2 separate regions of the Homo sapiens genome follow, and region 1 is linked to region 2. A link is a loop called in an ENCODE intact Hi-C map of the cell type or tissue named here. Cell type or tissue: CD14-positive monocyte. All regions are shown on one strand. Each heading gives the region's core, and the rest is flanking DNA. Links, peaks and the distances in the headings are about the cores only.

The links. Hi-C counts contacts between places; a loop is a spot of excess contacts. Peaks named below come from ENCODE experiments on the same cell type or tissue, not always from the same donor. Only the 100,000 strongest peaks of a DNase experiment are listed, where the experiment ranks them.
Region 1: it touches region 2 in a loop (1.8-fold over the local background); 3 of 110 quality-filtered maps call a loop at or near these places.

Annotation. Positions count from the first base shown.
Region 1 is chr6:14,672,985-14,688,313 of GRCh38, forward strand. All of the region lies in intron 1 of LOC101928354 (a long non-coding RNA gene), which reads right to left. Among named protein-coding and RNA genes, the nearest start is that of LINC01108, 400 kb to the left of the region's middle. RefSeq lists an enhancer at 3,662-4,197. In CD14-positive monocyte, for the core only: no CTCF peak of the experiment used is centred there; a DNase peak (open chromatin) is centred at 9,307; H3K4me3 peaks cover 785 bases; H3K27ac peaks cover 919 bases.
Region 2 is chr6:14,615,575-14,630,903 of GRCh38, forward strand. The region is part of intron 2 of LOC101928354 (a long non-coding RNA gene); the gene reads right to left. Among named protein-coding and RNA genes, the nearest start is that of LINC01108, 340 kb to the left of the region's middle. RefSeq lists a silencer at 9,924-10,218. In CD14-positive monocyte, for the core only: no CTCF peak of the experiment used is centred there; a DNase peak (open chromatin) is centred at 6,127; H3K4me3 peaks cover 924 bases.

The DNA of each region.
Region 1 (15,329 bases), core at 4,419-12,418, 60 kb after region 2:
CTTAGCCCTACCAAGGCCCTGAGTCTTTCTCTCTCTTGCATGGTCTAAGTGTTCCTCAGTTTTGGCTGCTTCTTCCCCTAGAACAAGACCCCCTTCCCAGCCTTTGCCTGGCCCCTGCTGAACGTAGCCACCCTGGCTTATTTATAAAGTAGCTACTATGTGCAAGGTCTGGCACTAAATAGGTACCAAGCAAGGACGGTGAGAGTGGTCAGCCTTGGGTGCAAAGCAACAAGAGGGCACATTGTAGAAAATGTAAACACCAGGATGACACTAAGTGTCAGTATGCTTTTTATGATCACTGTATGAAGGCAATCCTAAATGATGTCAGCAACGCAGACTACTTCCTGCTGGGATGACTCCCCCTCATAACCCACACAGCCTTTGGAATGTCATTGGAGAAAAAGTCTAAAGCTACCTAGTCCCTGCCCTCAAGTTGCCTGTAGCTCAGCAGCAGAGAATGACAGCTAAATGAATCAAGAATGTGAGGAGCAACAAATGTCAGGGAAGGCTTTGCCAAAGAAATGGTAGTGGAGCTTAACTGTGCTCCGCTAGCAGGACCAGAGCTAGGATTCTGCCAGGTAAAGAAGAGGGAACTGCAGGTACCCTGGCCCAGAGGCCTGACACCTGATGCAGATAGGAGACTAAAGGTATAATAGTTCCCTGTGGCTGGAGGTAAAGAGGCACTGGGCAAAAAGACCCCTGCAGATGATCAGAGCAGAGAGGCTGGTAGAAATCAATTCCAGAAGGGCCTATATCCTGTTGGTAATGACGAACCAGCAAGGCATTTTTCTTTCTTTTTTAAAACTTTATTGAGATAGAATTCAGTTCAATGGCCTTTTTTCTTCATTTCTCACCAAAATCAATTTTAGAATCTTTTCACTGCCCCAAAAGAAACCCTGTACCCCTTTGCTGTCACTTTCCAATCCTACTCTTGGGCACAAACATAGGAGCAGCAAAAGGTTTTTTAACAGAAGAATCATAAAAGTCTATTTTCATTTTTAAAAGAGCCCTCCTTGACCTGCCACTGCCCAAGGCCTGGCAGGGCACATGCAGACACAATGCTGTGGTCTGACTGTGTCCTCCAGATTTCATATGTTGGAAACTTAGCCCCCAATGTGGCAGTATTGAAAGGTGGGGCCTTTAGGGGGTGATTGGATTATGAAGAATTGTGCCCTCAGGAATGGATTAATCCATTTGTAGATTAATGGGTTAATGGATTAATGGGTTATCATGGGAAGGAAACTGCTGACTCTATTACAAGAGGAAGAGAGACCTGAGCGAGCCCATTAGCACACTCAGCCTCTGCCACATGATGCCCTGCAGAGCATCCCTTGCCTGTCCACGCTCTGCAGAGGCCTCACAAACAAGAAGGCCCTCACCAGCTGCAGCTTCTCAACCTGGGACTTCTCAGCCTCCATCACTGTAAGAAATAAATTCCTTTTCTTTATAAATTACCCCGTTTCAGGTATTCTAAGTAACAGAAAATTCATTCGTACCCATACTCACTACTTCTTGCATCATCCTCAGGATGTAAGGACCTACCTGGGGCTCCAGGACTCTCTTTCCTCACCAGCTGCAGCCTCTCAAGTGCTTGCACCTGCACACCCAGCCCACCCGCACCCAGACCCTGGTTTCCTGCCTTGGCAAGAAGCACGTAAGGAGAACATAGCTGGAAAGGTTTTTGCCTCAGGCAGGGTTGACACATTTGGGTTCTGCTTCCTGGTGACTGAACTTAGCACAGCATCCTCTGAGATTCCCTACCTCTTGGCTTGCTCATTACTTCAGAGAGTTAACTTCCTCCCCCTCCAAACCGTCCTTCCTTACCCATGCTGTCAAATCATACTTCTCCCCCTTCTGCAAATGAACAAAACCTACCATAGCAGTAATCACAGGATTCCCTGTAGTTTCCTCGGGACCCCTGCAGGGGAGGTATTAATTGTCCTCATTTTTTAAATGGAGACACTGAGGCTCAGAGAGTTCACATGTTGTTCTTAATGCTACACCACAGGTAAGGGGCAGAGCCAAACTTTCAGCTGCAGGGGTAAGATACTGTCATCGCTTAGGACTGCTTTCAGCTGCATGTAACAAAACTGATATCACAGCTTAGTCAAATGGGGATGATGTTTTCTCACCTAACAGTAACTCCTAGTGAGGTACTGATACAGCACATCTGTGATGTCAGCCAAATCTCAAGTTCCTTGTGTTTTTCAGTTTTTGCCATCCTTAGTACGAGACTTTCATCTTCATGATCAAAATTTTTACTTATGACTCTACATTTTTATTAGAAAAGCAATGGCTTTCCTAGAAGCCCCATTCAATAGCCTTCTCTTATATCTCATTGGTTTATTAAGAATATGTAGCATTCCTGCTACAAACAAAACTAGCATTCATTATTACCAAGCGAGAGAGGAGATAGGATACCGGGTAGGGAACCTACGGTGTCAATGCATTTTCCTCCTGGCCACACCACCTCACCTCTAAACAGAATCCAGCCCCTCTGCATCAGGCACTATTGCCTGGCCACCCACTCCTGCTTGCAAAGATACGCTGGGGGTAAGCCACAAAGTGGAGCCTCTCTTGATCATTAGGGTTATTGGCTCACTGCACATTCCCATGGAAAGGAGAGAGGTGGGTCATTTCCTTTGGTTCAGCAGCTGGTCCTCACTTTGGGAAGAGTTAGAAAGCCCTAGGAATGTGCCAGGCCCTCAACTTTGCGGCAAAAATCACAGCTTCTCTAGGCCTTAATGGAGAAGGATCTGATACACTGATTTCCAGGCCTGCCAACAACCCCTCCTGCAGAAACTTCAGAATTTCAAGAGGACTCAAGTATAAGTGATGTATTAATCACCATCTCGAGATGAATAGAAAAGATCTGAGCAGCATTAACTTGGAGTTCAGGGGAGGGGGACAAGGGAAGCGTGGGTGAGATGAGGAGAAGAGGAGCCTCTTAGGTGACAATGAAATACAGCGAGTACTAGAAACATCCAAGTTCATGGGGGCGTTAACTTTACAGCAGATGCGTCTATCTTGTCTTCCAGTCCCTCCAGTTGAATGGGCCCTTGTGGCCAAGGAAGCTTGAACATGTGATATTTGACAATTAAAAAAAGAGCTTTGGCAGGGTCAGTCACCCCCATGAAGCAAGCCAGGCCAATGCTCCTGAGGCCAGGTCAACAGGGAGGTGATGAAGTGTTAAAACACTCTCCCCATGTCCCACCCTTCTAAACAAGGCATAATATGAACATTAACTCAGCGTGCTCTCTCTGGGTTGGGACTGCCCGTCCCACTCACTGATGATTAAACCTATGAGAAGTCTTGCTAAACATTAAATCATCTTGGATTTTAAGCAAACACCCTTCAAAACTGAGTCCCTGGAGGAGAAAGTGTAACTTTACACAGGAAGTCCTGTGTTGTGGAAAGAGTGCAGGCTTCAGGGGCAGCCCCTGGGATCTAGACTGGCCATGAGTCTCTCTGGCCATCCATTGGTCTCCTCACCTGTAAAATGAGAAGGGTTTGAATTAACAGAGATTAGGGATCATTTCTGGTTCTGATTTTATGTGTTCTATTGCACTAAAATACTCCGGTATTTTCTTTTAGTATGAATTTCTTCAGAAAATGTACATTAATCAAAGATATTCATGACAATAACATTTGAATAGTTACTACCACCAGCTCTTACAAAGCACTTTTACCTGTTGACTCTTCATCCTCGCAGGAATCCTATTGCAGGGTACTATTGACAGATCCAGTCTACTGACGAGGGAGCGAACGCAGATGAGTAGACAACCACTCCATTCCCCCTTGCGCGTCTCAGAGGCATCTCCAATGGAAGAAGTCTGAAACTGAACTCCTGACTCCCCCTCCCCACCCCACCCCACCCAAACCTACTCCTCTCCTCATCTTCCCTACTCCATCAATGGCAACCCCGTTCTTCATAATATCCAGGCAGAAAGCTTTCAACCTTCTCCTGCCTCTGATTCATCTCAAGTCATGTCAATTTCGCCCTCAAAATATGTCCAGAACCTACTGTTTCTTTACCACCCCTGCGTGACCACTTGGGCCTAAGCCTCCATCGTGTGTTGCCTGGGCCATTGCGAGAGCCTTTGGAGTGGGCTCTCTGTTTCTACCCTTCCGTTTTCCATCACACATACACACATACACGCATGCACACGTACACACACGCACGCACACGCGCACACACATGCACACGCACACATGCACGCATGCACGCACACACATGCACGCACACATAGTATATTCTCTATACAGTAGCCAGAATCATCCTTTGTGATATGTGAGATTATGCCATTCCTCTGCTCAAAACTTTCAGTGGCTTCCCACCTCACTCAAGATAAAATTCAGTGATCTTACCCTTGCCTACAAGGTCCTCCAAGGTCTCCCCACACCCACCTGTTTGCTGTCCTCTCTCGCCCACCTCCCCACCCACGCCACCTCCCCAACCCTTCCGCCCCAGGCTCAGTCTCCCCTGCCACACCAGCCCCTTTACCCTTCTCAAACACAACAGGCCACTCCCTGTCTCAGTCCTGGCCTGGTCAGCCCTCCCCACAGATATGCAAATGGATTTTCATTCAGGTCTCTGCACCTCACCAAAAAGACTTTCCCTGACTACATAAAGCAGCACCTCTCCTATCTGTGTCCCCATAGCTTGGTTGATTTTTCTTCTTTGGATGCGTCTCTCCTGACACATTTTGTACCATGTTTCATTTATTGCCCTTTTCCTCCTAGACTTTGTTGCTTGTGCTCACTGTTGAATCCCCAATGCCTAGAACAGTACCTGGCATTTTAAAAGTCTCTCAATAAATATAGGTAGTCTTTGTTATCTGAATCCAATCCTTCTCTGAAATTCTACCACAAAGTGAACTTTTGGCGGCAAGAGCTTATATTCTATTACATCAAAGAAAAAAATAATAATGCATTCTCTATATCACCTATATTCTTAATCACCCATAAGACAATCCACTGTGGATTTCTGCATGATATGATACAAGGCATTTAAAACACTAATTACCTAATTATTTGACACTTAGTGAGCTCATTAGTGGGTGTGTTTGTATGTAATATGCTATAATACTGAAAGAATTACCTTTTCCTTCTACACTGAAAAAAGTCATGTATTGTAAAAAATAAAATGATTTCCTAAAGATATGTAATGAATGCAAATATAATTACCAAAATGAATAAACATTTTTAAACAATTATTTACTGAATGAAGAGTTACTTGTGTGCAAACTGGACATCACTGTTACTGTTAGGACAGTGGAGAGAGCTAAATCAAAGTGAGCTGGGGAAAAAGCAAATGAAACCATCAACACCCAAGGTTCATCCATTTCCAAATCGAGGAATGTCCAACTCATTCCTCGATAGTAGGCACCTCCTCTTCTTGGCATTCAGGATGCTGCAAGTGAATAGAGGTCTGTGAATCTTTGTCAAAATCTGTAAATGAGGCAATGAGGTTTTTTTTTTTTAAACAACACTCAAAATAGACATCTGTTCTAACTATGTGATTATATAATTTATTATCTACACAGAAATAATTTTGAATGTGAAAAAGAGAAAAATAAAATTGTATATATATATTTTTAGATCATAAATTTTTTATTATTATTATACTTTAAGTTCTGGGACACATGGGCAGAACGTTCAGGTTTGTTACATAGGTATACATGTGTCATGGTGGTTTGCTGCACCCATCAACCCATCATCTAGCTTTTAAGCCCTGCATGCATTAGGTATTTGTCCTAATGCTCTCCCTCCCCTTGCCCCCCACCCCCCAACAGGCCCCGGTGTGTGATGTTCCCCTCCCTGTGTCCATGTGTTCTCCATTGTTCAACTCCCATTTATGAGTGAGAATATGCAGTGTTTGGTTTTCTGTTCCTGTGTTAGTTTGCTGAGAATGATGGTTTCCAGCTTCATCCATGTCCCTGCAAAGGACATGAACTCAAAATTATATTTTTAAAGCATGCATTTATAGATTGACAAATTGGTTTTGTACAACAGTAGGTATATAAAATACTTATAGTCAAAAATTATCTTCAAAGGGAAAATCATTTCTAAAAATAAAAAAATCAATGTACATTAAAGTACAGGTTTTTTTAAGTTATAGGTTGATTTGCTTAAACATAAAAATAATATAAACAGGAGGCAAAAGAAAATGCATGAAATAACTGAAGCAGTGTACTATTTTGGTTCATAATTATCATAATCAGTTTTGAAGTCATATCTATATTTGATATCATGTCACTGGTATCTTTCTTCTTTTTTTTTTTCAGACGGAGTTTCACTCTTGTCACCCACGCTGGAGTGGAGTGGCGTAATCTCCGCTCACTGCAACCTCTGCCTCCTGTATTTAAGCCATTCTCCTGCCTCAGCCTCCTGAGTAGCTGGGATTACAGATGCGCGCCACCACGCCCAGCTAATTTTTATTATTTTTTTAGTAGAGATGGAGTTTCACCATGTTGGCCAGGCTGGTCTCGAACTCCTGACCTCAGATGATCCACCCGCCTCGGCCTCCCGAAGTGCTGGGATTCCAGGCATGAGCCACTACTCCTGGGCCCATCACTGGTATCTTTCTAAAGAAAGCATTTGTGATATATGTATTTTTAATTTTTTCGTAAAATTACTTGCAGTCTTTTTCAAAGTTGAACTTTATAGTTTGTAAATCTGAAATTACTGATACTGTCAACTGACTCTTCTCAGATGACCATAGTATTTTTAATAAAGAAAATACTCTTTCTACAAGTGCTGCAGCACCTTGTAAGCTAAGAATTAATTCTGGTCAACAGAAGACATTCCCAGTTCTATTTCTTTTTTCTTCCTGAAGTATGTTAATATTTCAGTTCAAATCTTTTCACGGGTACCATCTTTTTATCTCCATACAGAGAAACTTTCACAAAGATTTTACAAGGCAAAACTCATCAAACAAGTTGTTTCTATTTAGGATTTTTTTAAATGTTTTGCCAAATTTAGATGCTTAAAAATCATAGACCTCTGAATTTTATTCCATTCCAGTATAGAACATAAATTTATCCAATTAAATATAAAAGTTCCATCAAAATATCCTTCCCATAAATCAAGATATTTCAAAGCATAACTGTTTAATCTCAAATGTAACTTATTTAAGTTGTTTATCCTTTGGCTTTGTAGGTCGAAGGTTAGTTTTCAATAATTACATTTTCCTAAAAGCTTCAAGAGCTGAAGTCTTTTGGCTCACCATTCCTTGACTACTTGATGAAAAATTACCAACCAGTTTTGAACAAAAAGCAAGCACAATTTAGAGGCCTCGTTTTTTTTTTTAAAAAAAAAGTAAAAGGTCACTGTATATTGCAGTATGCTTGAGCTGATTTACAAATAATCCTTCAAAGGTTCAAACATTTCTAAAATCTAAGAACATGCAGGAGGGAAGAAAAAAAGCACATGCCACCAGGCTGCAGCGTTTTTTTAATTCAACATCGTCTCTATCACAAATATTTTGTAGTTCAGTTTCTCTGTGTATAAATAAAAATACTTATAATGTTTGTCAACTATAGCTTCTATTTTGCTGGTAGACTATCACAGCTTGTTTGGATGCAATTATGAACCCTGAACGCACTACATCTAATTCCAAATATATTTCTGTTCCATAGATTTCTTAATTTAGTAATAACACTATTTTTCCCATGATTCTGTACTCCATGAAAATCTATATTTATAGTACCTCCTCCATCTTAATTGTTGAATGTTTTAAGTGAAGTTATAAATTACAGTATGAGAGGCTATATCTTTGACAGGATGAACTTTCAAAAGCTTTCCTTTGAGTCCTTGGGCTCAAAAAAAAAATCAAACCATTATTTAAATTAACTGATTTTCTCTACAAGAAATGGATCTAAATCTGCATCGTTTAACTGTTTATAAAAATCTTCTTCTACTGATAGAGCCATTCCGTTAGTAGCTATCACTTTTCTTTCCCAATGCTCACAAGAAAAAGTGAAATTAAAATTAAGCAAAATTAATTTAGAAGAAAAAAATCACTACCTAAAAAGTCATACTACCCAGAGTGATATATAAACATAATTGCTTAAATTATCAGCTCGGTCATAATCTTCCTAAAATAGCTATTAGTTTTTGAAATAGCTTTTCCATAACAATTTGTCTTCTGGGTGTACCTGTGGTCAGTGATATGACTACAGCCACTGAGTGTATGGCAAATGTTGACAAGCATTTCTGCAAGTTGTACATCATCATCAACATTCTTTAGAAAAGATTATTTCATACTTAATTTTTTATGAAACATGCACTTTTTTGTTGTTGCTGTTGTTGAGACAGAGTCTCGCTCTGTCGCCAGGCTGGAGTGCAGTGGCGCGATCTTGGCTCACTGGAATCTCCGCCTCCAGGGTTCAAGCGGTTCTCCTGCCTCAGCCTCCCGCATAGCTGGGACTATAGGCACCCACCACCATGCCCGGCTAATTTTTGTATTTTTAGTAGATACGTGATTTCACCATATTGGCCAGGCTGGTCTCGAACTCCTGACCTTGTGATCCGCCTGCCTCGGCCTCCCGAAGTACTGAGATTATAGGCATGAGCCACCGTGCCCAGCCCTAAACATGCACTTTTTTTTTTTTTTTTTTTTAGCTCAATGCTGCTGAAAGGGATTTGGCTTTGCACAAAGCAAAATTAGAAAAAAAACAAAACAAAACAGTATTATCACAATAAGGTAAATACATAGGTTATAGATGTATAATATATATTAGATGACAAACTACTGACGTAGTAACTGCAAGAGCATTCAGACCATTCTGTCTGCGCTCCACAGTGGAACTTTTGGCCTCTATTTCTCATGCATGTTTCACATACACCAAACCTAAGACATCTCATATTTCCCTGTGTCAGCAATGACTCCATGTCCTGGTGGCTCTACCATCTCTGACAGGCAGAGGCTCGGGCCATGGACAGCGGAGCCAGCAGGGGCAGCACCAATAACTTAGACCAGAAGGAGTTCATTGTCCCCGGCCACTGGGTTCTGAGTGAAACAGACTCTCCCTCAGAGCCCTCTCCTGAAATCTCCTCATCGTGTGATCTTGGACATGTTACTTAACCTTAACATGCCTCAGTTTCTTCATTTGGAAAACAAGTATGATATTATTCGTCCTTAAAAAGGCATGAAGTGGTGATACATGCTACCCCATGAAGAAACCTCAAAAACATGAGGTTTAGCTAAGTGAAAGAAGCCAGACGCAAAAGGTAACATATGATATGCTTTCATTTCTATGACATGTCCAGAGTAGGCAAATCCACAGAAATGGGAAGCAGATTGTGGTTTGTGGTTACCAGGGCTAAGGGAGAGGAGAATGAGGAGTCAACTGCTTAATGGGTGTTGTAGGTTGAATTGCGCTCCCCCGAAAAGCTACGTTGAAATTTTAATCATTAAGTACCTCAGAATGTGACATTATTTGGAAATAGGGTTTTATGGAGGTAATCAAGTTAAAATGAGGTCACTAGTATGGTCCCTAATCTAATATGAATGGTGTCCTTGTAAAAAGGGGAAATTAGGACAGAGAAAGATGAACAGAGGCAGAGGGAAGACAAGGTGCAGACACACAGACAGAACACTATTGGGAGATGGAGGCAGAGACTGGACTGATGCCGCGGGAAGCCAGGGATCACCATGATTGCTGTTCACACCAGAAGCCAGGAAGAGGTGAGGAAAGATTCTACTCAGAGTCTCAGGGAGCATGGCCCTACAGACACCTTGGTTCCAGACTTCCAGCCTGTAGAACTGTGAGACAATACGTTTCCACTGTTTTAAGCCACTAACACAACAAATACAGGGTTTCCTTGTGGGGGTGATGAAAATGTTCTGGAACCTCATAGAAGTAGTGGTTGAACAATGTTATGAATGTATTAGATGTTGTTGAATTTTTCATGTAAAAAGGGTTAATTTTATGTTAAGTGGATTTCAACTCAGTAAACTCACACATGTGCACACACACATATATCATCTAGTGTGGTAGTGTGGTGTTGTAAGTATTCAATGAGTCAACTCATAGGAATTTAGAACAGTCCCTGAGATACAGTAATCCCTCAATAAGTGTTAGTTAGTATTACTATTTTCAAGAGTCTCTCTCCAAACTTCCCACCTCTAGCCATCAAATAATCAGATAGCAGCAACTAATTCCCTCACCTGTTTTCCTTTTATGCAGAGTATTTTAGCTCTCTCCTGCCAGACCACGCCATGTATATTAGGGTTCTCATAGAAGAACAGAACTAATAGGATACACACACACACACACACACACACACACACACACACACACACATATATATAAAGGGGAGGTTATTAAGTATTAATTTACAGGATCACAAGGCCCCACAATAGGCTGTCTGCAAGCCCTGAGGAGCGACAAGAGCCAGTCCAAGTCCCAAATCTGAAGAACTTGGAGTCTGATGTTCAAGAACTTGGAGTCTGATCCAGCACGGGAGAAAGATGTAGGCTGGGAGGCTGGGCCCATCACATCTCTTCATGTTTTTCTGCCTGCTTTACATTTGCTGGCAGTTGATTAGATGGTACCCACCCGATTAAGGGTGGGTCTGCCTTCCCCAGCCCACTGACTCAAATGTTACCCTCCTTTGGCAACACCCTCACAGGCATACCCAGGATCAATATTGCATCCTTTAATCCAATCAAGTTGACACTCAATATTAACCATCACACCAGGTGAGTACTAAGTCTGACATGTCTTCTCTTCACATCAACTGGCCCATCAAGTCACTTTCCCAAGAGTTTCACAGCCGCAAGATGAATTATACCCCGCTCACAGCCCAACCTTCTCCACCAGGTATTCAGAAACTAGCTTTGGCCAAATTTATAAAAATGGCAATAATTTCATCCCAACCCACTAGAGTCCGTGTGTGAAAATGAACCCATTTCACTACTACCAAATGACAAGCACTTTCAGTCATCCTCCTGCCACTAACAGGTCATTCTCTAGGCTGTGATGGCAAAGCCAGCAAGGCCAGTTGCCCACGTGGAAATCAGACCCACAAGGGCACTGGGTTCCAACCAAGTGGGTTTACTGTCCTCTACTTGGTTCATTACATGAGGAAAAAGCCCAAGTGGGTGGACTGTTGATCTGTTAAAATGGTTTAAGACCCAGAAGAACTAAGAATCAAGACCTTGATTCTAGAGAATTAAAAAACACAGAAAAATCACTTGAGAACTTGAATGTCTTCTTGCTCCTCACCCCACTCTTGAGAATTACAGAAGAGAAAGACAGAGAGCTTTGCTAAGTGTTGAGAAACCAGCTTTGGAGAGATCTGGTACTTTGTACAAGTGGGAATGATCATAGGAGGAAAGGAAAGGAAGAAATTGTACAAGGACACCAGAGCAATGAAAAGAAAAACTCGAGGAGACATGTTAGACCATAGTAGCTGATTTGAATCAAGCAAGACATAGATTTGGGGCAGGCGTTTCTGAAAACACATGCCTCAAATTGTATTTCACAAAATTGCTGTTAATGCCCTACAACTTGTAACATGCTGCACCTTCAGGAAGACCCTTTTGTATTATTAATATTTTATTGTTTTTATAGTAGGCACCATAGGAGTGAGTATGTGGGAGTGAAACTGTACGGGCAAGCTCTTTACCAGGCATCCAGGTGGCAGCTCAAAGCACTAGTTTGAATGATTCCATTACAAGTTAGATGCATATTTATGCCTCAGATGCTTTCTCCTTCATAAATATTTTCTCTGGTGTCTCCATGTTCTTCCCTATCCATTTAGGGATCAGTTAACCCTATAATCAAACACTACTGCTCAAGCCATGGAAACAGACAGTGTTTCCCAAACAACAGTAAAAGGAAGAGAAATCCATCCAACATGCTATTCTTATCACAATATTAACAGGTTCCTGAGGAAAGACTTTTCCCTCACTTTGATCTGCTGAGATTACCAGAAAAATAGAGGCTACACTTAGAAAGAAAAAAAGAATCCTTACTATAGGATAGGCCAAGTGAGAAATTTTATGAGTCAAACAAGTAAGGACGATGATAGAAAAAAAAATGATGAAAATAATTGCAGCCAACATTTATGGAGCACACAGGCCAGGCCTTGCGCTGAGTGGTCTATGTGATTTATCTCACATAATCTTTCCAGCCACCCTGTAGGGTAAATGTCATTATCCCCATTTCACAGATGAACTAACTGAAACTCAGAAAACACTGCCAAGTTCCTAAGCTATTAACTGGAGCCAGCCCTCCGATTTAGGTTTATCTGATTCTAAAGTCCATGGTGCTAATTACAATGCTCCTTGCCAAAATGAAAGTTTTCACATGCCCAAGGAAAATGCTACCAATCCCCTCCCAGAGGATTCTTGCTCTTTTTGTCGAAAGATGCAATTTTTACTGCAAACAATCTGTAGCTCATATTGCTGGCATCCCAGCATGGCCAGGTCTGCTGCTCTGGAAGCAAGAGGTCATTTTCTTCTTCCTAACCAAAGTAAGCAAAGCACACTTGGTCTTTGGGCTTAAAAAAAAAAAAAAAAAAAAAAAAGCCAAGAGACATAAACAGGTGAATATAGTTGTTGCAAAGACAAATAATAAAAATGAAGCCCCTGAATGTATTGGAAGGGAAAAATGAGTGCCCTGCAGTCAAGACATAATTGCTAGAGAGCTAAAGAGAAGAAAAAGAAGGGAGAGAAAAGCCAAAAAAACAATTCAAAGCACAAAATAAAGGCAGAGAAAAGTAAATGCTTTTCTTGGATAATTAAAACCAGGGTCTTACAAGATATGAAGTTAGATACTCGGTGAATTATATATTTCTAATTCCTCTCCCTAAGTGCCACAGGCTAGAGACAGCCTCCCAGGTATTAATGAAAAGGCCACAGCATGGTGCCCTAAATTCACTGCGGTGTGCCTAACCTAACAAAATACGCTCGAAAACCCAGGGAAATGGCAAAGTCAATTCCTTTGATCAGTTGATTTCTTCTTAATGGTAACTGTTCTCAAATTGACACCCTTCCCCCCACCCCCACTACCAATGCCATCACACACGTGCACTGCACGGCACATACACAGAGAAGGGGACAATTCAAAGAATCTTTTCTGGAAGGGTTGCTTTGTCTTTGAAAAGTGCTTTATTACTGTTAGTCAAATTTAAAACTACATTATCATCCCGCTGCTGAACTAAGGCCTCACGACTTGACACACCTAGCAAGGCTGGAGCAGTTCCAACACTTAGACCAAAATGAAGGGACAGCCCAAGACAACAGAATCCTCCTTCTGTTTTGGGGCAGCTCTTTTTCATTCCCCATTTCCAAGTCAGCAGTCCCCAACCTTTTTGGTACCAGGGACCGGTTTCGTGGAAGATAGTTTTTCCATGGACTGGCTGGTGGTGGGGGATGGTTTCAGGATGATTCAAGTGCATTGCATTTATTGTACACTTTACTTCTATTATTATCACATTGTAGTATATAATGAGATAATTATACAACTCACCATAATGTAGAATCTGTGGGAGCCCTGAGCTTGTTTTCCTGCAACTAGATGGTCCCATGTGGGGGTGATGGGAGACAGTGACAGGTCATCAAGGTGTTAGATTCTCATAAGGAGTGTGCACCCTAGATCTCTCGCATGCAGTAGGGTTCGCCTTCCTTTGAGAATTGAATGCTGCCACTGATCTGTCAGGAGGTAGAGCTCAGGGGGTAATGCAAGCGAGGGGGACTGGCTGTAAAAACAGATGAAGCCTGGCTCGCCCACCTGCCCACCACTCACCTCCTGCTGTGTGGCACGGTTCCTAATAGGCCACAAACTTGTACTTGTTAGTGGCCTGGGGGTTGGTGATTCCTGTTCTAAGTGGATAAAGAGCAGGGGTGTTAAAGGCCAGTACTGCTTCACTCCCTGTTTCCTGATGCTCGGTCTCCCTTCCTCAGAATCTTCAAATCTCTGCATTCGTCTCCTTCCAAAACTTCTCTCCAACTAGGTCTAAGGCCTGATCAGACTCTGCTGATGGAGATGTGAATTAATACCATCTTTGTAGGAAGCGATTTGGCAATGTGTATTAATAATATCCTCTTCTGTGAACCACACAAAAGTACAATACATACAAAAGATTTATGCACAAAAATGCTAATTACAGAATAATTTAAAACTGGAAGGAAAAATACAGTGCCCAATTATGGGAGAATGTTTGGGTAAATAATAATCTACTTATTTATGTAAAGATATTTTTGTCATTAAAAGCGATTATAATAGGCTAAAAGTAAAAAATAGCTATGAATTCATTTACAGTATAAACTCAACTATATAAAATACCACCCACAGAATGAGGGAAAATGCTACTTGTAGTTAGCTCTAGGTGGTAGAATTATGTTTATATGCACAAGAATAAAGAAATAGTATTTTTCTCTTAGGCGTGTTTTCCTTTATTGTCCAAGTTTTCTACAACGAGTGTTGATGTCTTTTTTTTTTTTTTTTTTTTTTTTTGAGACAGAGCCTCACTCTATCACTCAGGCTGGAGTACAGTGCCACAATCTTGGCTCACTGCAACCTCCGCCTCCTGGGTTCAAGCAATTCTCATGCCTCAGCCTCCCGAGTAGCTGGGATTACAGGCCTGTGCCACCATACTCAGCTAGTTTTTGTATTTTTCATAGAGATGGGGTTTCACCATGTTGGCCAGGCTGGTCTCGAACTCCTGGCTTCAAGCCATCCACCTGGCGTGAGCCACCTTGCCCGGCCAGAATGTTGGTGTCGTTTTTTTTTTTGAGATGAAGTCTTACTCTGTCACCCAGGCTGAAGTGCAACGGCACTATCTTGGCTCACTGCCAGCTCCGCCTCCTGGTTCAAGCGACTCTCCTGTCTCAGCCTCCCGAGTAGCTGGGATTACAGGCATGTGCCACTACACCTGGCTAATTTCATTGTATTTTTGTAGAGACAAGGTTTCATCATGTTGGCCAGGCTGGTCTTGAACTCCTGACCTCAACTGATTCACCCACCTCGGCCTCCCAAAGTGCTGGGATTACAGGCATGAGCGGTGTCTTAAAGCAACAAGCTGCAGTATTTAAGGGTAGTCTTGAGTGAGAAGACCCCACCTCAGACACACCCTGGACTCCCCTAGAGCTGCCACTGAAGAGCTACGTGACTTTGGTCAGGTTACTTAATATCCCTAAAACCTCAGTTCCCCCAACAGCAAAATGATAATTTTATTGATATAAGGATTAAATGATTTAATATAGGTAAGACACTTGAAACAGTGGCACCAAGTAAACATTCAGCAAATACCCATTCTTATTAAACAATTATGGAGTGACCATAGTGTGCCAGGTTGAATGTCAAGCACTGCGG
Region 2 (15,329 bases), core at 2,318-10,317:
AGGGGAGAGTAAACTTGACTCAACTACACAGATCTCTTGCTTCAGTTAGCTAATGGCGCCAGCCTCTCAGTGAATGAGACACAGAACCAGGCTATTTTGGGGAATGACTGGGGAGTGACTGTGGAAGTGGGGAAGAAGCAAAAAGTAACTGCAAAAGGAAAAGGGAGGTACTGTGGCAACTCTTGAGGTCAGCTTCTCACCCCGCCAAAGTTCTCAGAAGAGCTCAGCTCTGAGAAACAGGCTGAGTGGACAGATTGGGAAAACGTGCATTTATCTCCCTAAGAACTCAGTGCCAGAGTATTCTACATGAGGCAGGCAGGTGTGGCTATGCAGGTATCCCTTAGTGTCCCAATAGCAGCCCAGTGAGAACCAGAGGGACGCATTCCGTCATTCTTTAGCAAATCTGAAAAGAAGAATGTATTCATTTTCTATTACGGTTGTAACAAATTACCATAAAGTCAGTGACTTCAAACAACAGAACTTTATTCTCCAGCAGTTCTTGGAGCTGGAAGTCTGTAAGGAATCTTATGAGGCTAAAATCAACATGTCGATAGGGCTGAATCCTTCTGGAGGCTCCAGGGGAACATCCATTCCTGCCTCTTCAAGCTTCCAGTGGCTGCCAGCATTGCTTGGCTTGTGGCCGCATCACTGTAATGTCTGCTACCATCATCCAATTGACTTCTCCTCTTCTGTAGTCAAATGGCTCTGTGCCTCCCTATTATAAGTATACTTGTGGTTACTTTTAGGGCCCACCCAGATAATCCAGGATAATGCTCCCCTTTCAGAGTTCTTGATGTAATCATATCTTCAAAATTCATTTTGCTATACAAGGTAACGTTTGCAGGTTCCAAGGGTTCACATGCAAATATCTTTGGGTGCCATTACTCAGCCCTCCACATCCAGGTTTGGGGGATGGGATGCCTGCTGAATGGACTTGTTGGGGGTGGCGCTAGTATAGCATAAGCAATTCTTAGGAAGCTTTTCCAGTCTGCAAGAGCTTGCCCCTCTGCCATCTATGGAAGAGCCCATTCAGGCAGCTGAACTGGCCCCATTTCATCTCATAGTCTAGAATCTTTATAAGCCTCGGAATCAAATGCACGAAGGTGACAGTGTTTGCAGCTTAACTCCTAGGAGTGGAGTCAGGAAGGAACACCCCACCTCCATTCGTTCATGCTGTCCATATTAAAATTTCTTTTGTTCCAGACACACGTGGCATGGGACGTGGGTTAAAAGGGGAAACGAGGTTGCTAGCCTACTTCACGAATCAGTGAAGAACGCTGCCAAAGTTAAAGCCGTTGACTCAGAGTTTCTCCCACTGTTGCTTGTCTTCTGAAGTGGAGCTTAATTTGACAGCAATTCTAGGAAGGGGTAAAGAAAAAAATCTGCAAGTTTTCAATGGATGCTCAGAGATGGATCTTTCTTTCTATGTGCATGTGCATGAAGGAGATAGCTTAAGACAGTCTGACTTTGTGGTCAGAGTAGGTATTTAATTATGGGGTTTCCTGTATTTTATGTATGCCTGCAAGAAGAATTCTTTGTAAATCAATGACAGTAGCCATATGAAAAAATTAGTGATTCTTTCAACTGAATTCCCACAAGGTAAAAGAGTCTAGTCTAAACACATTTTCTGAAGTTCTGACATCATTTTTTGACTCTACATCATGTTGAAAACTTAAATGGCTATTAGGACAGTTCAGCCCTTGCTGCCTCACCATAAGCCAAAATATGAGATGACACATTTTAAGGAGTCTCCTAGGATGCAGTTCCCTAAGTCCCAACATTTTCTGTTTCACATCTGGCTCTGGAATGCATTGGTTCCAGTACTTCACCCTAGAGGATCTTTCTGCTAAATATCATAGGTAACAGTGAGCACTGATGATCTCGTTACTCCTTTCTCTCTTCTGTCTAACCCAGAATCCCCTGCAAGGGATTTTTTTTCCCCCAGCACATTCTCTCCGTCTCCCAAAAAGCTAGACCTTACTTCAGCCTGTCTTCTATTTCAGATCTTTCTCCCTTAGCAAAAACTTTTGGGCCTGGGGTATTTACTTACACAATCAAATAGCCTTATTTGGTTAGTACCAGAATCCCACACTGTAGGATTTCTCGGTAGATTTTTTTTTTCCTTGGAATCAGCAGCTTTTAGAATTAAACTATTTGAACAAAGTTAGAATAGGAAAAGCTGAGAGGTGGCATAATCCCTTAGTGGTGTTGACAAAGAAAAAATAGATATTCTTGGTTGAAGAGGAACAATAGATGTTTAGGAAGACTAGCTTCTTGCTAGTCAGATGAACCATCCTGCAATGTATAATTGCCTAGGAAAACAACCTGAGGGGAAATGAATTGGAGAGACCAACTCTACCCCTCCAAACTCCTTGACCTTAACCATGTAATCTCTTCAGAATGGCCCCAGCAGTCCAAAAGGCAAATGGCATGAGCACTTTTCAAATCTATATGCGCATTTTACCTGCCAACAGAGCTATTAGAATTTAATAGGCTCATATCGATGCTCAAGTGTTTTGCAACACCTATTACAAGGGGTGTTTTCAAAACTAACTTTTCCCCAACCAAAAGCAAGGAAAAGCAACCCATAAGAGAAACAGGAAATGAGCTGCACAGGTTTGACTTAAGTGATGTAGGATGGAAGCTCTGAATTGTTGCTGGCGTCATTTAATGGAATTCAGTCTCCGAAAGTCTATTGCCCCGCACAAAGAAAAGCCTGTTCAGGCCTCCTCTGGGCACTATTAAGTCTAAACCTGGATTATGGGGGACACGGATGGAGACACATGCCCTGGTCTCCCAATTTATAGTGACTCCTGGCACCTGGAGGCACCAGCCTTCAACTTCACTCACAGCGTGATCCTGAAGCCAACAATTAATGTTCACACCAACAAGGGAGTTGAGGCTTAGGAAACTGCAACTACTTGCCCAAAGTAAATGGCAAAGTTGGGATTTGAGCACAGGCTGTCTGCCTCCTTTCCTTTGCGAAGGTCTAAAGATAAGTTGGACTGTGCGATCACTGAGGTGCCTGCTGGCTCTGTTTCTCTATGATGCTTACGGTTTAAGAAGTGCTGCTTAATTTTGGTTTAGTTACAATTTCTCCCTCTAGCATTTTTCTTTTCTGTACCATTTCTGCATTCCAAAATGTGCACCCTCTGCCCCTCTGTCTGTCCCTCTCTGTCTCTCTCTCTCTCTTTCTTTCTCCTCATTGGTGACTCCCCTTAGACCTTAAGTGAAGCATTTATGCAGAATTAAGCCCACCATTCACAGGATGGAAAAGAGAGAAGACTTGGTGACTTTTGCTTTTGCCTTCTTGCCCAATGTCTTTGCATCCAGTATCTCTTCTCAACCTCCCAGTGACTCCAAGGGGTGGGTCCTATCGTTATCTTTGTCTCACAGGTGAAGAAACTGACCATTCCAGACACCACGTGACTAATCAATGGCAGAGGCAGGGTTTTAACCCCATTCTCTGTGACTGGCCATCCTCCTCCTTTCATCTCCACTGCTCTGCCTTTCTGGCTCTGAGTAGAGCAGAGTTAGGTGTGCACCCTCCCTGACTTGGCGACCAGATCCTGTCCCAGTGCAGCGTGTTTGTGCCAGGCTCCTCCTGGCCAGCTGCTGTGCCACAAGGTGTTACTTCATTTGGCCGCCCGTCTTCATGGGGAGACCCCAAAGCACATTGGCGCCCTCTGTGCAGTGGGTGTGGCAGTTCCGAACACAGCTATCCCTGACCAGATTGACACAGCCCTTCTGTGAATGTACAACAGACATCACGAGGCTTTGGTTGCATATATTGGACAGAGAGCCAGGGTATCAATTAGTCACGCCCCCAACAGCCCTGGCCACCTCTGCTACATTCGGTGCTTGAGCTGCCCCAAGAATGCAGAAGGACCGGGCTTCCCTCATCCCACCATGAATGACCTCCATGATGCAGGCCAGGCAAACTAAGATGCCACACCGGGGTAGCAGGCCCTGCACTTTCCTCTCCAGCTCAAAGGAAACCCAGAGCATGTTACCTGGGCTGGGTGCCAGGAGGACTGCACGGCCAAGCCTCAAGGTCACAGAGACCTCCAAGGCTCACTTCTGACCTACGTTCAAGTGAAGATCAAGAGGTTAGCTGATGTGACTGGGATGAACAGCAGCTGGCCAAACGACTTGGGATTTATATTTTATTATAAGCTCATACGACCACTCATACAACAAATGAATATTTTTAATACATTTTATGCTTATCTTGTGAATAATTCAATTCCACAGTTGTATCTTTTGTAATAAAAGCACTATATGTTATCAGGGATCAGCAAACTTTTTCTATAAAGGGCTAGTTAGTTAACATATGAGGTTTTATGGGCTGCACACAACCTCTGTAGAATATTGTTTTTCCTTTTTTTTTTTTTTTAAAAAAAAAGTCCTTTTAAAATATAAAAACCATTCTTAGCTCACAGGCTGTACAAAAACAGGCTGTAACACATTTGGCCTGCAAGCCATAGTTTGCCATTCCCTAAATTCAAATATGTAAAATATCTTACAACTTTTGTGATTCTATTCCATGATAGCTTAATTTTTTTTTTTAAATGGTTGCCTCAAAAAATGATGTCCATGGCTAGGGTTGAGTCCACTCTGGCCAGATCCCATGGAAAAGGGCTCATCGTTCATCTTCAATCTGTCTGTCTCCGTCAAGGCTTTACACTCCATGGAAATATAAAGTAATCGGCAGGAGGAAGATTCAGGAAGAAATGCAGCAACATTAAGCTATGAGTTTTCTTACTGCCTTTGGGTGAAGCTTTGGAAATCACTGATTTTTCTGTTTAGGTTTCCCCATCTGTCCAATGGGTATAATAACATGGGCATAGATCCTGGGCAGGAACCAGCAGGTCTCTGCTATTCCTGTGGTCTTGCACATTTCTCCTCAGAAACTACAAGTTCTGAGACTGCTTTCTATGCTGCAGTTTCTTGGGGAAAGCATTGACTATTTCCTCTGGCAACAGTAGGAAATTATTGAGGAGAAGGTGAGTAATACCCGGTCAGCAAACTTCTTCGGAGTCCGAGGAATGGCATCAGCTCTGTGCCTCCTGCACGCCTGGAGCTCTGTGCATTGTGCAGAGGCCTGACGTGACCCTGGGTGACCCGTGACTGCAGCAGGTTCCCCTCTGCACTGACCTCTCTCCTCTCAGCTGAGGGAGGGCATTAGAGCCAGCCTCATCACTGAGGTGGCAAAGAATCCCAGAAGGCCTCGTCCAGCTGCCACGGCTCCTCCAGCCTCCCAGTGGACTCAGAACAGGGCTGCACCCTCAGGAAGGCAGCAAGCCCCCTGCAAAGCAGTGGCCTCTGACCTGGGATGCAGCAGACGTGGGTTCAAGTCCCTGCTCCCCCACTCATCAACGTGTTACCTTGGGAAATGCCTCCATCTCTCTGAACCTCACTGGCTAAAATGAAGGCTTTGAACTAAATAATCTCTAAGATGCTTCTGCCTGTAACTTCCTAAAACCCCTCCCCTGGCCAGCAGATACCCTTAATTCCTATTTCCCAGTGAGAACAAAGGGCAGAAAACGTGACCGTGCCCACATTCTCTGCTCCCTAACCCCCTAAACAATCAGCACCTTCTCTCACAATTCTTTCCCAATTTCATAAAAAGGAAGTGAAATGTAGGTTTTTCTGGGGCTAGGTGCCCCCTTCTGCCCCAATTCTATTCTGTGCTACCTCTCCCAGGATCAGAATCCACCCATTATTTTCTCCCACCCACAACTCCACCCTCCCTCTCTGTCTGCACCCTTTTCTAGTGTGGAAGTGCATCCCAGGGGCCCCATCCTAAAACCACCACCACAGCACACCCTCCCTGACCATTGGCTCTCCCTCAGCTGAGGATCAAGAGCCACCTCCAGCAGGTCTGGTGCATGGCTCTGGACAGCTGTGCCCCCAAAGCCCAGGGTCCCTTCCTCTGCTGTGAGCAGAGGCCTCTGTGCAGAGCCCCTGTGGAGCGTGCTTGTCCCCCCAGCTCACCACACCCATGCAGAGACACATGACCAGAGGGACCTGGTGTCCGTCATTTCTGTCTTGCTCAGAACCTGCCACGGTGCTCCACACACAGTAGACTCAATGCCCTGTGTGCCAAAATATCGGGAAAGAAACAGCACCGGGGAAAGAGGAAGAAACAGTCACTTCTGGGAAGCCACACCCTGCCTAGGCTTAAATGCAGGCTCCAAATGCTCCTGCTTGATTCCCAAAGGAACTGGGCTCTTTAGTTTTCATCTATTGGGAAATCTGTTGCCAACCCAAAATGCAGGACATGATAGAAAGGGAGGCTTAAATTATTCTTTTCTTTTCTGGTCAGTTTCCTCTTTCTCTTCCTTCTTAAAAAAAAAAAAATAGTAATCGGGGGGCACTTGAGAAGCTGGGATTTTAAACCACCCCAGAGGTCAAACAAATTGCATTTTTGCTACAAAGGGCGAGAGGAGGCGGGGGCGGGGGGGCAGATGGTAAATTGGCTGCCAGGAGACCCTTTGGTGACGTCTTTCTCGGGACCCCAGCTGGCAAAACTGCTGCAGTGCGAGGGGCAGCCCCTCCGGTGGGCAGATCCAGTCGCAAGTAGAGAAACAAGGCGTGCCAGCAGGAGCCTCACCAGCCGGGAAATTATTTCCTAATAAAACTACAAAGGGAAGGACGATAACTGGGCACTGCTGACAAGTATTGTTGTCTTGTATCAAAATCTCTTTATAAACCTGTTTGAAGAACAGAGCTCGGCTTCTCTTTGAAGTCCCAGTTCAAAGCCGTTGACTTGCAGGGTTCCCAGCCACTGTGGGGGATGGCAAGGGAAAGAGAAGTCAGAAGGAACTTGGCAAACTCTCTGTGCAAATAAATACCTCGGCACTCTGAGGACAATTTTTGGGTTCGAGTTCCTGTTGAGCTCCTAATTATCAATAACAACTGAGCCCCCGCCTCTGTGCCAGGCACTTCCTGCCAACTATCTTTTGACATTCCCAGAGGCAGGAGCGTGCATCCTTGAAGGTGCTTCTCCTCGAGGGTGGGCACTATGAAGGGAGAGGGAGTGTAGCCCACACCCAGAGCGGGGAGTGGCAGTCCTGACTGAGGATAACCCCCATTCTGGAGCTCCCAGCCACACTGTGTCCCCAACAGCTTGGTGCATCTCATCAGTCCATAACCCTGAGCTCTCTGTATTGGATGCCATGCTCTTCACCTCCCCTCCACATCTGTCTCGTCTCATCTTTATCCACTACCTTCTCCCCAGTCCCTCTCTCCAAAACAGGTTCACTTGCTCATATTTAGTGGTTTTCAAAGTGTGGTCCCTGGTCCAGCAGCAACTGCATCACTTTGGAAGTTGTTGGAAATGCACATTCTCAGGCCCCACTCCGGACCTACTGAGTCAGAATCTCGAGAGAGGATAGGGCAGCCCTGAGATCTGTGTTATCAGAAGTCCTCCAAGGGATTCTGAGGTTTTAGAATCACTGCTCCAAATCCACACTTAACAAAAAAAGCTGGCCTGAAGCTGGTGTTGTTTTTTCTAAGATCACAGTATTGGAGTCAGTAGCCAGTTGTTTATACAGGAATGGGTGTCTCAGCAGTAACAGCACGATTCCAGCACTTAATTCAGCTGAGGTTTAAAAAGATTAATAACTATCATCAGGAGTGTAAGGGGGAAATGTTTTCTTTGAGGAAGGAGGCCTCTGCCTACCCACCCTCCCCTAGCTAGGATGTCTCCTTGTGAACACACTAGGCCTGATAAAAAGGCTCAACGGTTTATTTTACAACACAAGGTCCTTGGCTTTCTGACCCTTGGAACTGTCAACGCTTACCTCTAGAACTAGCTGCGAGATCTCTCACAGGGAATACATGAGACAAAAAATAAAGTGAGTCCTCTTGTCTCTCAAGGAGATAAAAGAAGTTTTCAATGTTTTGTCTTTTGGGTATAAATGCATGTGAAATCCTGTCCACACTTGATAGTTGCTTTTGTGTTCCTTTACGTGCATGTAATTCGGACCATGCCTATCTAATATTAAAAGAACATTCTCTCTTCCATATTGGCTTGAAGGGGAATTGGTTGGCAGGGTTGTTTTGCTTTTCTAATACAAGGGCAAGGGTTGGTCAATACTCCACACAGTTCTTTTGCCTCGTCATCTAAACCAAGTTGGGGAACACTGGCTGAAGGTAACTGTCCTCAAACATCTTTCCTCCCGGATGAACACCTCGCAGACCTCACACCAGTGGGTACACCTAGTATGGGTGTCCTACATACCCAACTTATACAGCTTTTCCCCTCACCCTCCATTTGCCTTCCTCTGTTATGTTTTTCTTCTTTGCCTTTACTGCCACCGGACACATTACATATAGAGATGCAGAGGTGTTTGTTTATTGTCCATTTCCCATATTTAGCATGTCAGCTTCAGGAGCCAGCACTGTGGTCTGTTCATTGCCCTTCCCTCCAAACCCTGAGCTGGCACATTGCAGGCACCTGACCTCTTCCCAGATAAAGTCCCTCTTCTCCCTGCCTGCAAAGCCTACGCCCTTCCCATTCTGGAAGGGCAGCCCCAGACCACCATGTTCTTAATCTCCTCTGAAACAAGACAGCTTGCCAAACCAAAAGCTGCTCAGTGTGAAGAGTGTTCCTCGGGCCTGTGACATTAGAATGCTACCCATCGTAAAGTCATCCGGCCACCAGCTTATTGCATATGTAGCTTTCTGACTCATAAAAATATCACCTTACACGGTAGCTCGTGAACTCGCCGCCGAGGGAGCGGAGGCCGTAGCTTTGGGGCTGCCAGAGAGATGCGGTGGGAAGCAGGAGAAGGCAGGGCATGGAGACGGGTATCTGTCGGCCCCGGCAGGTCTCCCCCTTTGACAGAGAATCCTAGAACCAATGCTCTGCTTCATGCCATGCAAATGAGATGCTGACGAGGTCATTGCATTCTGCCAGATGATTATCTCTGACATTTTATTCATAATAATTATAGAGCCTTTCCACCTTCAAAGTGCTTTGCAAACAATAATTAATTAACACTCATAACATCCCAGTGAGGTAGCTTAGTATTACTAATTTATCTCTACAGCATATTATTATCCATCGTTTCCTCCCTCTCCACAAAAACGGCTCCAGAGCTTCGGTGCACGGCCAGTTCTCCACCTGCCTTATGTGGAGTGAGGCTGTGGATTTTGTTTGTCCCAGTCCCACCATAACCCAACACCTTTTCTTAACTCAAATCTCAGCGTCCCTCCTGCACTCCTTCTCACTCCTTCTTCTTCCTGCCGTATTTGTCCCACCTCCATCTTTGTCTTTTTTTTTTTTTTTAAGACAGAGTCTCGCACTGTTGCCCAGGCTGGAGTATAATCGCACAATCTCGGCTCACTGCAACCTCCATCTCCCAGGTTCAAGTGATTCTCCTGCCTCAGCCTCCCAGGTAGCTGGGATTAGGGGCGCCCGCCACTACACCAGGCTAATTTTTTGTATTTGTAGTAAAGATGGGGGTTTCACCATGTTGACCAGGCTGGTCTCGAACTCCTGACCTTGTGATCCTCCTGCCTTGGCCTCCCAAAGTGCTGGGATTACAGGCGTGAGCCACTGCACCCGGCCGCTTTTTAAAAAATTCTAGCGCAAGACTGTTTTTAAGCCCCTTTCCTCTCCTGTCCTTGGCTCTGTTTCCTTTCCATCTCCACAATTCTATCTCCTGCTTCGCTCACCATTCATCCCCTGGTTATTTGGGTTTTAATGATGCAAATTCGACTTCTCTGAGGGGCGCTTAAAGGAAGGGCCTGATTGAACTCCTCTCTCCTTCCCCACTCCTCATTTTTATCTCCTTTCCTTGTTGGCTCATAGCGCCCCTCCCTTTCTGGCTCTGCACCCCACAGCCCCTCCCTTTGTTCACTCACTGGTCCCACACCCACCCATCACTGAGGACCCACTATGTGCTGGCCTCTGGGCTTAGTGCGAGGGTGGGTGGAGGGCTGGTAAAGATAAATGATGACCCAAGCTTACTCTTCTTTGAGGGGTGCCATAGAAAGATTTGAGAAGCTCTAGGGGATTTCAGAGGCAGCGTTCATTGTAATTCTGACTAAGAGTAGGGAAAGGGGAGGGGTTACAGAAGTCTTCACAAAAGTGAGGACACTTGAAAGACAAGGGGGATTTTGGGCAGAAAAGAGAGGAGCATCCCAGGTGTAGAAAACAGCATGAACAAGGGAAAAGAGAGGAACAGCATGAACTAGGGAATGTGAGTGTGGGCTTGGATCACTCAGATAACCCAGCCTCTGATTTCACCTCGAGCTGTCCCCAAGCAGGTACTCCATTACCACCCATTAGAAGGGAGAGGAGAGAAAATGGGGGGAGAGGAAGAAGGAGAAGGGAGGGGTAAGGCGGAAGGGAGGGGAATGAATGCCACCAGTAGGGAGGGGGCAAAGATTTTACCAGTGATAGAGAGAGAGAGCAGGGACAACCCACATCACATGGCAGGCAGCGTTTCTCTCCAAAAATCCCCCCTCAACACTTTGCCCACCTCTGTCAAAGTCCCTTGCGCACCAACCCCGGGTTATTCTTTTCCTGGGTTCCACAGCCTGCAAGGCCCAAATCCCCAGCCCTGCGAATTTCCCAGGCCCACTCCACTCCTCCTTTTCTAGGGCGTCCTCTCATTCTGTCACACCCACTGCCTTCTGGGGTGCAGGTGCCCCACAAACAAAAAGAGCCCCAGGCACCAGGATCTTAGCACTCTGGGAGCAGTCATCATCGGTATCAAATAATTTCTTCCTACCACAAATAACTTTTCAAGTCCTATTTGTGGAATTACAAATAGCCTGGTGTGGTTTTGTGTGTGTGTGTATGTGTGTGCCTGTGTGTGTGTGTGTGTGTGTGTGTGTGTGCCAGGAGAGTGAACCCTAAGTATCATGCTAAGCAGTTTGGACTGGTTTCTTGTTCGTTTCCTGGGGTCGCTGTAAGAAGGTAACACAGACTGACTGGCCTAAAGGAACAGAAATTGAGTGTCTCACAGTTCTGGAGGCTCAAAGTCCAAAATCAAGATGTAGGCAGGGCTGGCCCCTTTGGAGGGTTCTGCAGGATACTCTGGTCCATGTCTCTGGCTTCTACTGGCAGCCAGTGACTCGTATGATTCCTTGGCTTGGAGATGCATCACCCCAATCTCTGCCTCCACCTTCCTGTGGCCTCTCCCCGGGCCTGTGTCTTCACATGGCCTTCCTCCTATAAGGACCTTCCTATTGGATCAGAGTCCCACCCTCCCTGATAGGACCTCATCTTCACTGATTGCATCGGCAAAGACTATTTCCAAATAAGGCCACATGCTGAGCTACTCGGGGTTAGGACTTCAATGCATCTTTTGCCGGGGCAATGTTCAACCCGTGTAACAAGGATCACTGCCAGGTTTCTAAGTAAGTCAGGGAGTTGACTGACTAGATCCACTGCTCGTCAGGAAGGCATCTGCAGCAGCAGCAGTGTGGAGACAGATGGGATGTCAGAGAGACTGGACGGAGACCACCAAGAGGGCTGTGGGGGCTGCTTTAGTTTCCTCAAAAGCATCTGCATGAATTCAACACCCCTACCCAAACCAATCTTATCTCCTTTCATCTCATCTCGCACATGTCATATTCCAGCACAATTCTAAACATCTTAACAGTAATAGCAACAGTTAATATGTATTGCGTGCTTACTGTATTCTAGGTGCCACGCCAAGCCCCTCAGGAACAGCGTCCCATGTAATCCCCATCATTACTTTTTGGAGTAGACGTTTAGTTAATAAACACAGCATCAACTCTGTGCCAGATGTCATTCTAAGTGCTTTTAAAAGATAAATTCATTGAATCCTCATAACAGCCCAGTGAGATGATACTATCAACATCCTGGTTTGAGAGATATGATAACAAAGTTTAAATAACTTGTCAGAGCTGGACTTCAAACCGAGGCAGTGAGGTCTTCAAGTCTGCCCAGCCCACAGAAGCACTATTGTGCCTCCATAAACAGCAATAGACGGCCCTTGGAAGGGTAGGTTTCAGGGCATAGAAATGAATCTCTGCTCATAAAAGAAATAGAACGGGGATGGGGGGCATGGATGAATGGCAATGCTTGGGGAAAGATCTGTGTGTGATGCTCACTCTTTCTCCCCATTAGGGCTATGAGATAAGAGCAGAGATTCTCAAAACAACAGAATGGTCAAGCACACAGAGATGATGTGCCACAGATGGCCGAGCTGCCCCTGGGGTCTGGGAAGGAGACAGGTGATGCTAACTCTCATGCTCCCAGGGAGCTGGGAGAGCAGGGGGCTTCTGAGACAGGCAGAAGCTGTTCCTCTTCTGCAGGCACAGTCCCAGGCGGGGCTCGGCCTCTGGACTCAAACCCATCTTCCGCACAGGTGCCAGGGTGATCCTGTGGGAACACCCATCTGATTATGTCACCATCCCTCAGCCGCCACCAAGAATACTCAATGGTTCCCATCACCTACCAGATAAAATCTAAACCAGGCTGATCCCTCCCCTCTACTCGCCATCCCACCTAATGTTCTAAACTCTAGCCATGCTGTCCAGATGCACCCAGGGTGCTCTGCTGGCTGGGTGTGTGAGCAGGTGGATGTAAGTGTGAAAGCACACATATGTGTGTATGTGTGTGCTCATCTTTCCCTTGCTCCCTTCCGACCGCCCCAGTCCCACCCTCTGTTTCCACACCCCCTCCACCTCTTTCCTGCCAGCCCATCCTTTGGGTCTCAGTCACTTGGCACCTGCCAGTGAAGCCCTCCATGACTGTCCCCAAGCTGACTTAGATCTACCTCCATCTTTGCTCCTGGCACCCTTGGGGCCAAATTCTATGGCTTGTGAGTCATGATAAAATACACATGGCATAAAACTAACCATCGTAGCTGTTGTTGAGTATGCAGTTCTCTAAGATAAGTACATTCCCATCATTATGCCATCTCCAGAACTCTTTGCATCTTGCCACATGGAAACTCTGCACCCACCAAACTCTAACCCCCAGTGCCCCCTTCCCCCAGCCCCTGGAAACCACCAGTCTACTTTCTATCTCTAGGAATTTGACTATATCTCCACCACCTCCCCTTTTAAATTGTGTCAGAGTTGTGTCATGGGTATAATATCAGAGTACACTTTTCCATATTATTTTTATTTTAAACAATCTTAGATCCCACTCTGATCTCCCAACCTTCTGGGGCAGCAGACATCCCTGCACCATCATTAACAAGCCTACTGGCCCAGGGGAACTGTGCAGATCACCAAAGAGCTGGAAAGCCCCCTCCACTCGCTGGCCATTGTCAGTCCTTTCTGGTCCCCAGAGTCCGGCATGGTCCCAGCCCACATGGGCCTCAGGGCCAGTGGCCTCTCTGCCTCAGGTTCACGTCTAGGGAGTCTGGGGTGAAGCTGGAACCCCCAGTGCCTCCCCAGCCTCTCCAGGGCTGCTACACCCACACCTTTGAGACCTTTCCAAGAGGCCTCACCTTTCTGTCCTCCTCCCTCCCTTCCTTGGTCACCCTCAAAGCCTTCATGCTCAGCCTCGTGCCCCGGGAGTCACCTCTCTTGCATCCTGCTGCCCTCAGAGCCTGCTGACATCATTTTTTTCAAAGAGCTTGGGACTTCTACAAAAGCCTTTGACTTCAAGCAGCTTGTTTTCAGCCCTGAAAATATCCTGAAGCAAGGACAGGCAAAGGGCCTGTCTACCTGTTGGTCACGGGGAACGTAAAAATAGAGCAAATTACAAAACAATAACTCAAAAGATTATTCTGCCATATTGATACGTTTTTATACTCTTCTCCCTACTGGACTGGAAATAGCTTTAGAAATGAGTGGTGTCTCTGCTTTATCTCTCTAACACCTCTACAATCAAGTAGCTTCTCAGTAAATGTGACAGATGTGTACGAACAAATGCATGAATTAATGTAACTCAGGATTTTTCAGCCACAGACGTCTCCCCTTTCATACGTACACAGATACACAGAGGACCCACTCCTGAGCTCAGGCAGGAAATATTGGAAGCGTAATCCTACTAACTATAATATTTATTTTATACTTAGATTTTCCTGACTAAAAAAGTATACACAATTCCAGAATTTACAATAATAGAAGAATCTACTTTATTTCAATATCTTAGTTTGTGGGGAGAAAGAAAAGGCAGAGATACCCTATGGTCTTCTTGCTCTGCAAGGCAGCCTAAACTCACTGCTCCCATGACACGGCTTAGAATTAGTTCTCTGCAACCTGGAAGTAACCTGGAAATGGGAGCAGAACTCACATGTTATTCCTATGGGGCCATGCTCCGGGAAAGAGTAATAAGAGAGAGAGGAGAGAATGAATTCATAAGTAAAGGATTTCACGTCCAGCTTGGGAGAAAAAGCCACAGAAGCACAAGGGCACCAGGCTACACCACAGCCAATGAAGACCTGCTGTTTGATGTGCCCAGCTGGGAGACTGGGAAGCCACAGTGTCCTGGGAACCTGGGCCAGTTCTGATAGAAAGAAAGCTCCACCGTGCTGCTGGGCTCCGTGGAGAAACTCAGCTCCTGCAGCGGAGCAGCGTCCAGACGGGACTCTCCAGCCAGCCATCTGTAATGGCCAGCCCTAATAACTGACCCCTGATTCATCTTCTCCTATTCACTTCAAAGGACACCCCATGAGAGAAAGAGACAAAAGGCCGTCGAGGGGACTTGGGGGAAGGGAGGGAACTGGCTAAATAATTAGCCCTGCAACCTTCAAAGTCCTCTATAATCATTAATTAATCCACCCAACTGGGATCGGTGGGCAGATGGGCGCTCACCGCCGGCCCTGACACGCCCACTGCTAAATGGAGCCTGGGGGTTGAGCAAATGCACACAGGAGCAGAGGGGCCACCTGAGGGGAGAGGGACCAAGCCCCCAGGGCTCTGGCTTTGAGATTTGCCGTGAATAAAAATCTACGGATAACCTGAGTGAGGTGGCACAAAGGAATCAGGAAGCTTTTGAGAGAGAATCCACCCTAAGGCTGGGGGAAATAGAAGCAGTGGGTGGGCTTCTACTCCAAAGGCCAGGTATTAAAGGGTCAGGGTTCTGAAACTGCAAAGAGACTGCCCCCATATGAGTATATCTGAACCCTTGCCGTGGGTAACCCCTCCTGAGAACTGCCTCCTGAGACCATGAAGACCACTGCCCGGATCCCACCAGCAGAGGTAACGGCAGCAGCTACTGCCCTGAGCAGAATCCCTGAAGCCACCCAGGGCAGATGTGCGGGATGGGGGACCCATGTTCAAATCGCAGGGCTTCGAAGACCCACTGCATGCTTTACTATGGATCCCATCACTGTGAACTTGGCCGTCTGGGGAGATATAAAATTGTTCCGTCTACACCTTTT